Regions from separate parts of the Homo sapiens genome. Here region 2 is linked to region 1. A link is a loop called in an ENCODE intact Hi-C map of the cell type or tissue named here. Cell type or tissue: mammary epithelial cell. All regions are shown on one strand. Region 1 overlaps BTBD9 (BTB domain containing 9). Region 2 overlaps BTBD9 (BTB domain containing 9).

Region 1 (8,000 bases):
GACATTTTATCATTTCACCTATAAATACTTTATTATACACATCTAAAAGTAAGGCCTCCTTATTGTAGCCATAAACACAATACCGTCATACTACCCTAAAACTGAACAGTAATTCCTTAAGAGCATTAAATATGCAGTCAGTGTTCCAATTTCCCTAATTGTTTCAAAGTCTGGAGTGAGAATGTGTTTTTATAGGTTGAGTAAATCAGAACTCAGTTAAGGTCCATATTAGGCAAATAGCTGTTGTGATTCTTTAATCTCTTTAAATCTATATGTTCTCTTCTATTTATCTGTCTATCTTTGTCTGTTTTTCTCTAATTATTTATTTGTTAAGAAACTAGGCTTTTCTCGTATAGAGTGTCTACCAGTCTGGATTTTGGCCATTGAATTTCCGTGGTAACATTTAGCATGTTTATCTGTTGCATTTCTTGTAACTTGGTAGTTAGATAGAGCCTTAATCAGATTCAACTATTATTTTTTGGTAATAATGCTCCATAGGTAGTGTTGTGTGTATCTATCCAGAAGCAGAGAAAACCTCTAGTTGTCTCTCTGTTTTGGATGTTCACATCCATTGATGATTATTTCCTGGGTTCATTATTTCGTAATTTTGGATTGCAAATGGTTATTTTCCAAATACGTCATTCCTTCTTCATTTAGTCCCTAGAAAGAGAAAATTTTCCTCAACACTCATTTAGTAACCCTGAGATACAATTCGCTCAGGAAAAGAAGGATAAATGTTACATTCTTCACCAGTTTTCAAAATAAAGAGGTGGTTCCCTAGCATCCTTCAAGGGTGACAAAGGTTTGTTTGTGGGATTTGTTAGGGGGAGGTAAGTACATACATTTTGAGTTTGTGGGAATAAACACGATTGAAATCTTTTAATCACTTGCAGTTATTAGTAATGATATTCAAATCATTGTATCTTTAGTCTCTTCAAATTGGTTTTTGAGTCCTTTTGATAAGACTTTAGTAGTCCTTGATAGTTCCGTGCTTTCTGGCATAACAAGATGTACTAGGTTTATTTTGTACATTTCCTGCCCTTGATCTAGAATCAGCCATTCCTTCCTGAAGGCTTGATACCGTATAGAGGAAAATGACATTTGGAAACCTCAGTGTAGATACTGTAGATGATCTTTGCTACTGTGTTTGCTGCTATTTCTAGACCTTCAGTAGACAGAACTAGGAAATACGTGCACATACACTTAATTATTTATATGACATATATTTAGCAGATGAAATATATCATGAGTATATGCTGACACTTCTAATTCACATTCAAGATTTTTGTTTAAGCTTTTGATCTTTCTTTCATCTCTTTTTCCTCATAGGTAAAATCTTGGTTATCAGTGATACAGTACAATATTCATTTGCTCTATCCCCAATACATACATAACAGCTATGAACCATATGATTACCGAAATGAGTTTTAAGATTTTTGTTACTGATTTTTAGGTCCTTCTGTCTCTAGAAATATACAGTAAAATGACTATGTTTTGAAGTCACTTGCAACGATTCTCTGTGTAGTTATGCCACTATTTCAGTATACAATTAGGTTCATCTGTTCCATTTTGCTTTCAATATTTAGGGATTGCCTTTAAAAGACTTTTGTTTCCTAACTATGTGAAATACTTACATTGTTCCAAAATCAAACCTGCAAAAGAGCTATATTCAGAGAAATGAAGCTTCTATTCCTGCCCTCTCTACCTCTGTAAGTAATCTCTTTTTTTCCTCCTTTAGTTTGTTGTTGTTGTTATCCTTCCATTTAAAAGTGGGAAAATATATTTATTTCTGAATTTATATTTTGTATCCTCCCAACGTCTTTAAATAATTGGTAGCACACTATATACCATACATATTATATATTTTTTACCTTACTGTGCTTCTTTTTCTTTTATTTTCTTTTTCTTTTTCTTGAGACAGGGTCTTGCTCTATTGCCCAGGCTGTTCTAGAACTTCTGGGCTCTAGGCATCCTCTTGAGTAGCAAACAGGACTGTAGGCACATACCACCACACTTGGTTTCACCTTGCTTTTCTGTACAACACTTATTTTGGAGCTAGCTATAGAGAAAGATATTATTTGTTTCTTTTTATAGCTGCATGGTCCTCATTAGTATAGATATACCATCGTTTATTTAACTGATGTTAAATAAACAGTTTTCTATTGATGAACCGTTTGGGTTGTTTTCAATCTTCCACTACTACAAATAGTGCTATTGCCTTGTGTATAAGTCTTTTCCTATTTTTGCCAATATATCTTTGGGATAGATTTCTAGAGAAGGGATTGTATGATCAAAGAGTAAATGCACATAGAATTTTCCTGGATATTGCCAAATTCACTTTCACAGGGATTATAACATTTTTAAATTCTCCCTGGTATTGTATGATAAAGACTGTTTCCCCACAGCCTTGCCAGCAGAGCATGTTGTCAAACTTCTGGACTTTAGCCAGTTCGATAGGTGAGAAATGGTATCTCAGTGCAATTTTAACTGCATTTCTCTTAGGAGAGAAATTGAGCATCTTTTCATATGTTTAAGGGCCATTTGCATTCCCTTTTTTCTTTTTTAAATGGCTCTTCTCTTCTTATGAGTCTTCTAGGTGAATAGAGAATATGCTTTTAGTAAGACTTGGGGGAGCAGTAAACACTTTACACTGAGATTAGAGTGTGGCATTCAGCATTACAGAAGTCTGGTTGTGCTTCCTAAGGTCTCCTGGTTCTCCTGGAAAATAGAAGTTCTCATATGTCCCTCTCATCCTTGTCCCTGGTTCTACCTCTCTGCTTGAGAGATAATAACTAGGGCATAGAGCTCTAGGTTCAAAATTATGGTTTCTTTAACCCTTTCAAAGAATAGGAATAAGATTCTATTATCAGCTTTAGGCCGTTAAAGTGTTACTTTTGTGTCTTACCAGCATGGATCCAGGAAGACTGGTAACTTTTTGTTCTGTACAGTAGACCCCCTTATCTGTGGTTTTGCTTTCCGTGGTTTCATTTACCTGTAGTCAACTGTGGTCCAAAAATATTAAATGGAAAATCCCAGATATAAACAATTCATAAGTTTTAAACTGCATGCCATTCCTGGTAGCATGATGAAATCTTGTGCCATCCCACTCTGCTCCACCAGGGATGTGAATCATCTGTTTGTCCAGTGTATCCATGCTGTATATGCTAGCTGCCTGTTACTGTGTAGTGAAAAACATAGTGTATATTGAGTTTGGTACTACATGAAGTTTCAGACATCCACTGGGCATCTTGGAACATATCCCCTGCAGATAAGGGGGGACTACTGGGATTGGATCTAGGGCAACCAAAATCAGCAGCAGAAGCACAAGAACTCTGTTGCTGAAGCTGTCGGTACACTTACTACTGCTGCCACCACTGGAACTGTGCTATCTGAACAGAAACACCGGAGTCCATATTCACCTGCTGCTACCTTCAGTACCACCGGAAACAAATAGACAAGAACATGTCTTTTTCCTTCCTCCTATATTTCAGTCTTCCACCAGTCTCTTCTGTTGGCAGAACAAAAAAACAGGCTGGTAAGGGGAGTCTGGGAAACCGTAGTTTTCAAAGGTTTAGCCTCTGAGATCCAGTGTAGGACAAGGGAAGGAATAGAGCTGAAAGAAAACAGATTCCTGGCACAAAGACCGGAAGACAGGCACTGTAAAGGGGGCTCCTTCCAACAGGAAACTTACCATCTGATTCAAAGTAGCCGGACAGTCACATTGGCAAGGTATGGAAATAAGTGGAGTGGAGAACAACAGACAAAGGCATAAACAGGTGTGGAGAAAGGTTAAGTATTGATTTGGGCTGCAAAGGAACTGAACGTATCTCTTGCCTAGTAAGATAAGGCTTCATGAAGAATGGTATTTTGAGCTAGGCCTTGGAAAATTCAGTAAATATTAAGGAGCATTACAGAAGTGCTAATTTACATAGCAATAATACCGTTTCCCTCAGAGGAGCTGAAGATAGTAAATAGAAATAGGTTGTCTATGGTTACTACTGTCATTTAAAACTATTTTGAGATTGTAACAGTATGTTTAGAATGCTGTAAAATTTTTGGGAAAGTAAACAGAGTTGGAAATCTGGGCTGTTAAGGGTTTTTGGCATCCAGTGACCTAGACGTATAACACAACTTCTGTGCTTCACAACTGTGTTTAGTAAAGTGAATGTCCTCTGGAGCAGAAACAGAGATTTGGGTGTGAGGAAGTTCAGTAGCAGATGAAGGTGTTAGAATGTGGCAAAGAAGCAAACTTCCTGGCTTGGCAGAGGGGCCTTAAGGGCCTTAATGCAGATAGTTTCCTACAGTGGCACTAGTGAGTCTGAACTAGTCTAGACCAGGAGGCTGTGCTTTTCCAAGTCCTATTTCTCTAACCAGATATTAAGGCTGGTTCTGCTTGTCAGTAAAGCTTAACTTCTTTAGCTACTGTAAATTTCTTGGCATTAAGCAGACATTTATTAAGAGGCTGCTGAGTGTATCTTAGACACAGGGGAGAGAAAGACACATGGGTGTAGTTTCTGCCTTGAAGGATCTTAAGAGCTAATAGAGAAGAAAGACACTTAAACAGAAGGTGACAACTCAGTAAAATAAGTCATGTATCGGGAAGTTTCAGCAGATGCTGTAGGAACACTGAACAGGGGGCACTAACCAGAGCTGGGGTACTGGTATCAGGAAGACCTCCTAGTGGAGGGTATAAATTGGGTCAGGGATATGGTTTGGCGGTATCCCCATCCAAATCTCATCTTGAATTGTAGTTCCCATAATCCCACATGTTGTGGGAGGGACCCGGTGGGAGGTAATTGAATCATGGGGGCAGTTACCCCCATGCTGTTCTTGTGATAGTGAGTGAGTTCTCACAAGAGCTAATGGTTTTATAAGGGGACTTCCCCCTTTTTTCGGCACTTCTCCCTCCTTCTGCCATGTGAAGAAGGTGCCTTTCTTCTCCTTCCCCTTCTGCCATGGTTATAAGTTTCCCGAGGCCTTCCCAGCCATGCAGAACTATGAGTCAATTAAACCTCTTTTCTTTACTAAATTACTCAGTCTCGGGTATTTCTTCATAGCAGCATGAGAATGGAATAATACAGTCAGTCCTTAAGGAAGGGAAGAGTGGGGAAGCTCAGGAGAGATTCACACAAAATGGTCAGTGTGTGCAAAAGCTTATTTCCGACCCACTCCACAGGCAGAGCCCCTTCTAGTGGACCACCTTGCACCTGATGGAGGAATTGGAGTAGAAGTTACAGTGAGCTGTAGCCTTTCACTTTTCCCTTCTAGGGTTCTCAGCTTAGTATGTGGTCAGTGTGTACATATGTGTATTAGTCCATTTTCACACTGCTATAGAGAACTACCTGGAGGCCGGGTGCGGTAGCTCACACCTGTAATCACAGCAGTTTGGGAGGCTGAGGTTTGGTGGATCACCTGAGGTCAGTAGTTTGAGACCAGCCTGGCCAACATGGTGAAAACCTATCTCTACAAAAAAATACAAAAATTAGCCAGGTGTGGTGGCGGGCACCTGTAATCCCAGCTACTCGGGAGGCTAAGGCAGGAGAATCGCTTGAATCCGGAAAGCAAAGGTTGCGGTGAGCCAAGATTGTGCCACTGCACTCCAGCCTGGGCAACAGAGTGAGACTCCATCTCAAAAAAATAAATAAATAAATTAGCTGGGCATGGTGGCGCACGCCTGTAGTCTCAGCTACTCGGGAGGCTGAGGCAGGAGAATCGCTTGAACCTGAGAGGCAGAGGTTGCAGTGAGTCGAGATCATGCTGCTGCACTCCAGCCTTGGCAACAGAGCAAGACTCCCTCTCAAAAAAACTAAAAAAAAAAGAACTACCTGGAGGCTGGGCACAGTGGCTCACGCCTGTAATCTCAGCAGTTTGGGAAGCTAAAGCAGGCGGATTGCTTGAGGTCAGGAGTTCAAGACCAGCCTGGCCAACATGGCAAAACCCTGTCTCTACTAAAAATACAAAAATTAACCAGGTTTGGTGGTGCACGCCTGTAGCTCCAGCTACTCAGGAGGCTGAGCCATGAGAATCCTTTGAACCCAGGAGGCGGAGGTTGCAGTGAGCTCAGATTGCACTGCTGCACTCCGGTCTGGCCAACAGAGTGAGACTCTGTCTCAAAAAAAAAAAAAAAATTTAAAATTAAAATAAAATAAAAGAACTACTTGGGACTAGATAATTTATAAAGAAAAAAGGTTTAATTGATTCACAGTTGTGCATGGCTGGGGAGAGGCCTCAGGAAACTTACATTCATGGCAGAAGGCAAAGGAGAAACAAGGCACACCTTACATGGCAGCAGGAGAGAGAGGGAGAGAGCAAGGAAGTGCCACACTTTTAAACCATCAGATATCAGGAGAACTCACTCACTATAATGAGAACAGCATGGGGAAATTCCACCCTCATGATCCAGTCACCTCCCACCAGGTCCCTCCCTCAACACGTGGGGATTACAATTCAAGATGAGATTTGGGTGGGGACACAAAGCCAAACCATATCAATATGTATCTTATTATCCTTTCCATTTTTTTTTAAGAATAAAGATTGCCGGGAAAAAAATTTTTACTGCTCTTGTTTTATAGGATTTACTTTATTTTACAGGATTGAATTTTTGGGCTCTACTTATGTATTCCCTTATTATTATAAGGATGGATACATATAGTAGTATGGATGTGTGTGTCTAGGTAAATGTAAATGCGTACAGCTTGTTTTTGTTTTGTTTTGTTTTGTTTTGTTTTATTTTATTTTATTATTTTATTTATTTTATGTTATGTTATGTTATGTTATGTTATGTTATGTTATGTTATGTTATGTTATTATTTTTGAGATGGAGTCTCGCTCTGTCACCCAGGCTGGAGTGCAGTGGTGCAACCACTACAACCTCCGCTGACTACAACCTCCGCCTCCTGGGTTCAAGTGATTCTCTTGCCTCAGCCTCCCGAGTAGCTGAGATTACAGGTGTGCACCACCACGCCTGGCTAATTTTTGTATTTTTAGTAGAGACAGTTTCACCATGTTGGCCAGGCCTGTCTCGAACTTCTGACCACAAGTGATCCTCCCACCTTGGCCTCCCAAAGTGCCGGGATTACAGGCATGAGCCACCATGCCCAGCTGTTAAATATAAGTTCTAGTTTCAGATAATCTCTGTGTTCATGCATATGAGCATATGCTTTTAGAAGCAGCCAGGACATATCTTGAATGCATTGTTGTTTAGAAATGTCTTCCTCCAGATACCCTAACTCATCTCTCTCAAATTTGAAGTTCAACACATCCCTAGAGCAGGGGGCACAGTGCTGCCAGTCTCTTTGTTAAAGCATAGCAAAAGTGACCTTTACTCCAGTTCCCAATAAGTTCCTCATCTGCATCTGAGACCCCCTCAGCCTGGACTTCACTGTCACATCACTATCAGCATTTTGGTCACAACAATTTAACAAGTCTAAGAACTTCTAAGCCTTCCCTCATCTTCCTGTCTTCTTCTGAGCCCTCCAGGCTGTTCCAGTTCTACCTATTACCCAGTTCCAAAGTTGCTTCCACATTTTCAGGTATCGTTGTAGCAATGGCACACTTCTCTGGTACACGTTTCCTGTGTTAGTCCACTTTCACACTGCTATAAAGACATAACTGAGACTGGGTAATTTATAAAGAAAAGAGGTTTAATTGGCTCATGGTTTTGTGGGCTGTACGGGCTTCTGCTTCTGCAGAGGCTTCACGAAACTTACAGTCATGGCAAAAGGCGAAGGGAAAACAGGCACTTATTTACATGGCCAGCAGGAGAGAGAGAGAAAGAGTGAAGGAAGAGGTGCTACACACTTTCAGACAACCAGATCTTGTGAGAACTGTATCATGAAAACAGCAAAGGGGAGGTCTGACCCCATGATTCAGTCACCTCCCACCAGGCCCCGCCTCCAACACTGGGAGTTACGATTTGACATGAGATTTGGGTGGGGAAACAGATTGAAACCATATCATACATGTATCTAAGTTTTTACCAGAAGAGTGAAAATACTGCA
Region 2 (8,000 bases), 68 kb before region 1:
GTTAGCCAGGATGGTCTCAATCTCCTGACCTGGTGATCTGCCCACCTCGGCCTCCCAAAGTGCTGGAATTACAGGCGTGAGCCACCATGCTCAGCCAGATCACATATTTTAGAGATAGCCTTTTCAAGAAATTCTTAATCAGTAAACAGGAGTTTATGAACATCTGTTTTCCTGAATTTTAGAAATATAGATTAAAAATAAGTATTTAAAAAACAACTACAGGGTACTCTATCTTACATCTTTTCTCCCATTTCAAAACTAATGAACACTTATTAAGCCCTTATAGAATATCTCAGAAAAGTATGCTGATTAAGCTTGCTTAAGGAATTAAGTTAATTCACATTATGTTGTAGGCCACCAATTATTTGTCTTGGGTTTTGTTTTGTTTTGAGATGGAGTCTGTCTCTGTCACCCAGGCTGGAGTGCAGTGATGTGATGTCAGCTCACTGCAACCTCCACCTCCCTAGTTCAAGCGATTCTCCTGCCTCCGCCTCCCAAGTACCTGGGATCACAGGCACCTGCCATCATGCCTGGCTAGTTTTTGTATTTTTAGTGAAGACAGGGTTTCACCATGTTGGCCTGGCTGGGCTCGAACTCCTGGCCTCAAGTGATCCACCTGCCTCGGCCTCCCAAAGTGCTGGGATGACAGGCATGAGTCACTGCGCCTGTCCACCAATTATTTCTCTTTGGTCTTTTTCTATAGCACTGGTACCTGAAGTAGTACCTAAGCATTAGAATTTCGTATCATTTTCCTTTGGATACTTCCTTTGGGCTCTGTGTTTCCTGAGAATGGACTGAGTGAGGGAGGGATGGTAGAAATGCTACTGCTTTTAGCCTTAGTTTTTCGGACAAAGAGGGGTAAAGACAAAATTAATTTGGAAGCCTGTTGTTGGTAAGACTTAGGAAATAATAAAAGATGTTCCCTCTTTGCATATATTCTTTTTTTGTTGATTCTACACAGCAACTGTTTACTTTGGAGTATTTATAGTTTGTATGTTCAGTGGTTTTTCAGGGATTTTTCTTGTTAAGCCAACATGCAAATATAGTGACCTTAACAACTATATCTCATGATGTAAGGCTAAGGTGTCAATGTGGCAGTCTTGGAATTATTTCAACCCGAGCAAAGGAAAAACAAACATTGGTGGGTTCATCCCCTATCCAGATCACAAAGCTTTGGATTCTTTTTGGATTCTCTTCAATGTATTTAACCTTTAAGCATTAGAATAGTAGGCAAAGGAAGTAAGAGAATATGAGAACTGTTTTTTTGGTTTTGTTTTGTTTTGTTTAGAGACAGGGTCTTGCTCTGTTGCTGGAGTGCAGTGTCACGATTATAGCTCACTGCAGACTTGAACTCCTGGGCTCAAGTGATCCCCCTGCCTCAGCCTCCCAAGAAACTGGGACTGCAGGTGCATGTCACTACACCTAACTAATTTTTCTATTTTCTTTTGAGATGGGGGTCTCACTGTGTTGCCCAGGCTGGTCTCGAACTCCTGGCCTCATGTGATCCTCTTGCCTCGGCCTCTCAAAGTGCTGAGATTACAGGCATGAGCCACCACGCTTTGCCAGTGCCATGATTTTAAATCGTGTCCTTCAAGTGTTAGTAAGTAAAGTGGCCTAATTTTAGGTTATGTATCAGCTGTTTCATTGGGATTCCTTTTTTAGGAAAAATAAATTATCTCCAAAAAGAAAGCAAAAACAGCTTTCCTTTGATCTGATTATACATCAGAGTTGTTCCATTGAGGACCTTGAATGCAGGGATTCTTGAATTTATCTGGATGGAAAGGCAAGCATGATGGATTTTGTTAGTCTTCTAATTGAATCCAGTTTTGATAATTATTTCCATTGCTACTTCAGGATTTACAATTGATCATCTTTATAGTCATGAACATAGGAAAACATTGTGAAAATACCCATGGAAAATGAAATAGTTTTTGGTTTTTGTTGAAAGCAGTCACTTAGCTGATTTTGTCCTGCATATTTCCCCACATTTAACTTTACCCAACTTAGCTCCCTTTTTCCAAGTTAGAACTGAAGTCTAGCACATTGGGAAAATGACTTTTATTAAATGCATGACTAGAATTCTTCAAAACCCCAGCTAGACTCTGCAAGGGGCTGCTGCAGGTTGCACACAGGAAGAACTGTGGCTGGTCTGCTTCTCGTCCTGATCCGGGCATAGCCAGGCTGGTACACAGGCATACTGGATAAGTAATTGGTCTTAAATATAACATTGCAAAGAACTAGAACTCAAAAGTGATTCCCTACTGAAAGAACTTCCTCTTTTATTGCTCTGAAATGATCTTTCAATTTGGCCTCATTCTGAAAGTTGCCATTTGAATTGGACTGGGAACAAAAGTTAGAATTTATTGAAAACAACTCATTGCTTAATCTCTGGCAATTTTATTTTATATGTGATCAACAGATGTGTTGCAAGTCGGATTCAAAAGGAAAATAAAAGTTTAAACAGTTAAGATGTCATCAAATACTTTTCCAAACCTGTAGGAAAATAAAATTAAAATCTATTTGAGAAATACTCAGGTGCAACATACATTTTTATTCTGCTTTCTTCTTGTTCACTCCCATTTCTGCCTCCCATTCTCCTTACAAAAGACAGCCAGGTAGTGGAAACAGAACAAGGAATTTGAACTCTGACTTCACTTCCAGACCTGGTTCTGCTACTTACCATGTGAATCCTGCTCAGACTGGTCATTGAGCTTCCTTGAGCATGGTGATAATCATAGCCAGGCATAGTGGCACTCGCTTATAGTCCCAGCTACTCAGGAGGCTGAGGCAGGAGGATTGCTAGAGCCCAGGAGTTTGAGGCGGCAGTGCACTGTGGTCGTGTCTGTGAATAGGCACTGCACTCCAGCCTGGGCAGCAAAGTGTGATCCCCATTAAAATATCATAATAAGAAAGTACTTTGTCCTACCTTCCTCACCAAGGTGATTATTGATTTCAGATGACACGATACCTGTAGAAATTTAGTTTCCCCAATGTGATTCTTCTTATTAAGATTGCATATCCAGGACTAGTCTTTTAATCTTCTAACATTGTTTTTGAGAGTAAGAGTATCAGAAAATTATTTTTCCAATTCTTCTAGTACTACCACTGGGAATTGGGAATGCCAACTCCTTACTGTAAATGAAAATGTATTCCCTAATCTAAGAGGTCTTTTCCAAGTACCAATTCTGACAAGAAATTTAATGGAATGGTAATGTATGTATATTCCTCTACAGTGTGATGTGGGGCTTGCTTCAACTTGCTGATAGTCAGTAGAATTTGGAGATTAAAAAAACACACACACAATCAATTCTCGGGCTTTAGATCAAAATCTCAACAGCACTTAGAGCTTGGCAAAGAATTTTGCCTTTGGCCTATGCTGATGCTCCTTATGGTTACTCTTTTCTGGGACTCTAAAATGTTAGATTTGTGTAGGAGCCAAAGATTTATAAGAAGGTGCTAGGTCCCTGTCCTACAGAGTTGTGAAGAATTTCTTTCCTTATCTTCCCTTGCCTTTTACCTAAAGACCTATGAATGTGTGTTGGATCTAAGCTCAGGTTTTGGGTTGAGAGGCCTAAAGTTGAGCCCACTTGAATAGTAGCTTACCAATACATGTCTCTGCTGACGTCATAGCTCATTAACATCCTGTCCACTGTTGTTGATTTCTGAAGCACCCACATTTCACTGCCCCTCCCCCAGCATCTTCACAAAGCTTTTATTCCCCCAAAGACATTTTCAAAATTTCATTTGTAACTGTTGTGCACAGCTGACATGGAGAATTATTCTAGGTGCTGAATTGTTTATCACTAGAATATTTAGACCAACACTAGAAGATCTGCGATCAGTATGGAAACTCAAATAGGCTTTATGGCTGCTTTCCTGAGTCCATTGACTTCTATTTATTTGGGAATATTTAGTATTAAAAAGTTATAGAACAAATATGGATAAAATAATTTGAAGGTTTTGCCATCACAAAACCTTATATCATTTGCACTGAGAATGTAACACTAGCTGGGTGTTATTGTTTGTTTTTTTTTTTAACAACAGAACCAATAAAATGATTAATATGTGTTTTTGCAGGAGCTTATTTCTCATTATAGCTTCAGTATTGGAGGAGAGATTAAATTTCTGAATATGAATCTGATTTTTCAGACTTCCAACTTCCTATAAGTTTTTATGTGCTGATGCAGAGTTGCTGCTTTCAGGTCATAGCAATTTAGCTTTTCTAGAAGCTATTCTTTTTCTAAGTGACTGGCAGGAATCATTACTCTCTATGGCAAGAAACCAGAAGTTGGCAGGAGCCCTACAATGACTGTCCAATTTTTTTTTTAACTGTTTTGCCAGTTTCCAGATTTTCTTCCCTTGTCTTATAGGGTATCAGGTTCAAAGCGAGTGATACACATGTAGTCACAGACCTGCCCAGGCCAGGTATGAGGGATCAGGCCCTTCCTCAGATAGATTGTCTATTTAGCATTCTGGATAGAAGCCAGAGATCATGGTACATTCCTAGAATTGCACAACTCAAAGCTACAACCATCAGGCAAGTTTTGTATTTGTTCCTGAAACTCTTACATTGTTACTTTGATTTCTTCTGATTGTTTAGAGGTATGAATCAGACAAGATCGTTTCATAACGATTGACAATAAGCACTGAAAGCCTCAGTGATGACAGTAATATTTCCTACCTCAGCCTCTTCCCAGTATGAATTTTACAACACTGAAAAGGGCTAGGGCTCTAACCTGAAGAGATTTCTGAATTTGTCTCTTTTCTGACAGAATTAATTGAAGTAGAAAGTATTTCAAGTGCGGGCCACTCTGGAACTGAGCTCTACCTTTTTACCTGGAGTGAAACCATCCTAATTTTATCCTCTGCTGGCCAGGGTCAATTTGATAATAACAAGCCCAGAATGAAACACATCAGTTTATCCCTTATCTGCAGTAACAACTAGAAATGCTTTTGCTTGTTTGAACTTTGCCCTCCCTAGAATCTTGATATTTGTTTTGAATTTGGTTTTTGGCAGAATGAGATCCCATGCATGCCAGGCAGGCTCAGGGATGAAGAGTTAGTAGTTTGGGGTTTTGTTTTTTTTTATTGACTTGCTCTGGGCGGAAGCTTTCACTTTTCAAATGTGTGATTCTTCTATTGTCCTAGCTGTGCTGTCGGTAATGAATGCATCCTCTGTTTTGGAACTGTGCCAGATAAGATGCAAATTTGTCTATTCTACTTCTGTATCAAGTAAGGTTACCTAACTGGGTCTACTACTGTTTGAAGATATTAAAGACTCACAAAATCATGCTATGGTAAATGAAGAGTACTTGTTCTCTAAGTCTGCTGAGGAAAGAAAATGGGCTAGTGTGCTAAAGGAATGGATTTATATTAGCGGCTTATTTTGGAATTTTAAAAATTGAGATATAGTTAATATGCCATAAATTCACCATTTTAAGGTGTACAATTAAGTGGTCTTTAGTGTATTCAGAAGGTTGTGCATCCATCACCACTAACATTTTTTATCACCCTAAAAAGAAACTCAGTATCCATAAGCAGTCACTTCCCAATCCCTTCTCTCCCCATCCCCTGGCCACCACTAATCTGCTTTATGTCTTTATGGATTTGTGTATTCTGGACATTTCATGTAAATGGAATCATACAATATGTGGCCTTTTGTGTCTGGCTTCTTTTACTTCATATAATTCTCTCAAGGTTCATCTGTGTTATAGCATATATCAGTACTTCATTTCTATTTATGGCTGAATAATGTTCCATTGTATGAATATACAGTATTTTACTTATCCATTCATCAGTTGATGGATATTTGGGCCATTTTAGTCTTTTGGCTGCTGTGAATAATGCTGCTATACACATTTATGTACATGTTCTTGTATGGACATATGTTTTCAGATCCCTTGAGTATATAACTAGGAGTAGAATTGCTGGGTCATATGGAAATTCTGTCTTTAACTTTTTGACGATCTGCCAGACTGTTTTCCATAGAAACTGTACCATTTTACATTCCGGCTAGTAGTATGAAATGGTTCTAATTTCTCAACATTCTCATCAACACTCATTGTCATTATCAGACATTTTTGATTATAGCCATCCTTGTGGGTATATCAGTTGTGGTTTTCATTTGCATTTACCTGATGGCTAATAACATTGAGTGTCTTTTCATATGCTTATTGGGGATTTACAGGGTTTTATTTGGAAAACGTCTTATCCAGATTCTTTATGCCTTTTTAAATTGAGTTGGTTTTTGTTTATATGCCCATTGTTTAATTGGATTTTTTAAAATTGTTGAGTTTTAAGATATACATATGTATATAATTACCAGAACCCTATCAGATATATGATTTAATTTTGTGGGGAAATATTGTCTCTCCTTTTGTGGGTTGTCTTTTTGCTTTCTTGATAATGTCCTTTGAAGCACAAAAGTTTTAAATTTTGATGAAGTCCAATTTATTTTTTCTTTGGTTGCTTGTGATTTAGGTTTTCCTTTCCTTTTCTTCTCTTCTCTTCTTTTCTTTTTTCTTTCCTTCTTCTCCCCTCCCTTCCCCTCCCCTTCCCTCCCCTCTCCTCTCTTTGGACAGGGTTTCACTCTATCACCCAGGCTGGAGTGCAATGATAGCTCACTGCAGCCTCTGTGTCCCAGGCTTAAGCAATTCTCCCACCTTAACCAGCTGAGTAGCTGGGATGACAGGTGCACACCACCAAAGTCCAGCTAATTTTTTTTTCTAATTTTAGTGGAGATGGAGTCTCACTATGGTGCCCACTCTGGTCTCGAACTCCTGAGCTCAAGCAATCCTCCCTCCTTGGCCTTCCAAAGTGCAGGTATTATAGGCATGAGCCACCAAGTCTTGCTGATTTAGGTTTCATTGCTAAGAAATTGTTGCCTAATCTAAGGTTATGATAACATACACCTCTATTTTCTTCTAAAAGTATTATAGTTTTGACTCTTATGTTTAGGTCTTTGATCCATTTTTAGTTACTTTTTATATACAGTGTGAGGCAAGAGTCTAAATTCATTCTTTTGTATTGGACATCCAGTTGTCCCAGGCACATTTTCCCCTTTGAATTGTCTTGGCAGCCTTGTCAAAAATCAGTTGGCCATAGATGTATGGGTTTATTTCTGTGCTCTCAATTTTATTCTGTTGGTTTATATGTCTACCCTTATGCCAGTGTTACACTATCTTGATTACTGTGGTCTGTCATAAGTTTTAAAATCAGGAAATGTGATTCTTCTAACTCTTTTGGGGATGGGGGATTGTTTTGGCTATTCTGGGTTCTTTCCATATGAATTTTAGGATCAGGTTGTCAATTTCTACAAATAAGTGTGTTGGGATTTTGAAAAGGATTGCATTGAATCTATGGATCGCTTTGAGAAGTATCGTCACCTTAACATATTAAATCTTTTAATCCATGAACACAGAATGTCTTTCCATTTATTTAGGACTTTTAAAATTTCTTTCAACAATACTTTATAGTTTTCAATGTACTAGTCTTGCATATTTGCTAAATATATTTTAAATATTTTATTCTTTTTGATGCTATTGTAAATGAAATTGTTTTCTTAATTTTATTTTCATTTTTTCATTGTTCATTTATAGAAATACAATTGATTTTGTGTATTGATTATATTAGCAATTTTAAAGAACATCTTCTGGTTATAATTTCAAATATATTGGAACCAATATAGAAAGCCACTTGTAGTCTTCCTTAGGATTCTTTTAAAGAGTAGAGTATGTATAGTTAACATTTGTTGAACACTTACTAGGTGTCAGGCATTAAGCTGCTATGTATGTTACAATGAATTATTCTCATTTAATGCTAACTTTTGTCTTCATTTTACAATGAAGAATCCTTGTCCATAGTCCTACGATAAATCAGTGGCAGAGCTGGAACTTGAACCCAGGTCACTCACTCCAAAGCCTGTTTTCTTAACCATTTGACTATACATACTGCCTTTTTGTGAATAATTCATAATAGCTCTATCCTGGAACCTAGACAAT

What was found. A loop is a pair of places that touch in the nucleus more often than their neighbours do. Peaks named below come from ENCODE experiments on the same cell type or tissue, not always from the same donor. Only the 100,000 strongest peaks of a DNase experiment are listed, where the experiment ranks them.
Region 2: it touches region 1 in a loop (13-fold over the local background); 2 of 110 quality-filtered maps call a loop at or near these places.

The regions. Positions count from the first base shown.
Region 1 is chr6:38,333,383-38,341,382 of GRCh38, reverse strand. All of the region lies in intron 7 of BTBD9 (BTB domain containing 9), which reads left to right. Among named protein-coding and RNA genes, the nearest start is that of BTBD9-AS1, 140 kb to the left of the region's middle. In mammary epithelial cell, a CTCF peak has its summit at 3,121; a DNase peak (open chromatin) is centred at 3,112.
Region 2 is chr6:38,401,639-38,409,638 of GRCh38, reverse strand. The region is part of intron 6 of BTBD9 (BTB domain containing 9); the gene reads left to right. Among named protein-coding and RNA genes, the nearest start is that of BTBD9-AS1, 76 kb to the left of the region's middle. In mammary epithelial cell, no CTCF peak of the experiment used is centred here; a DNase peak (open chromatin) is centred at 4,498; H3K27ac peaks cover 1,361 bases.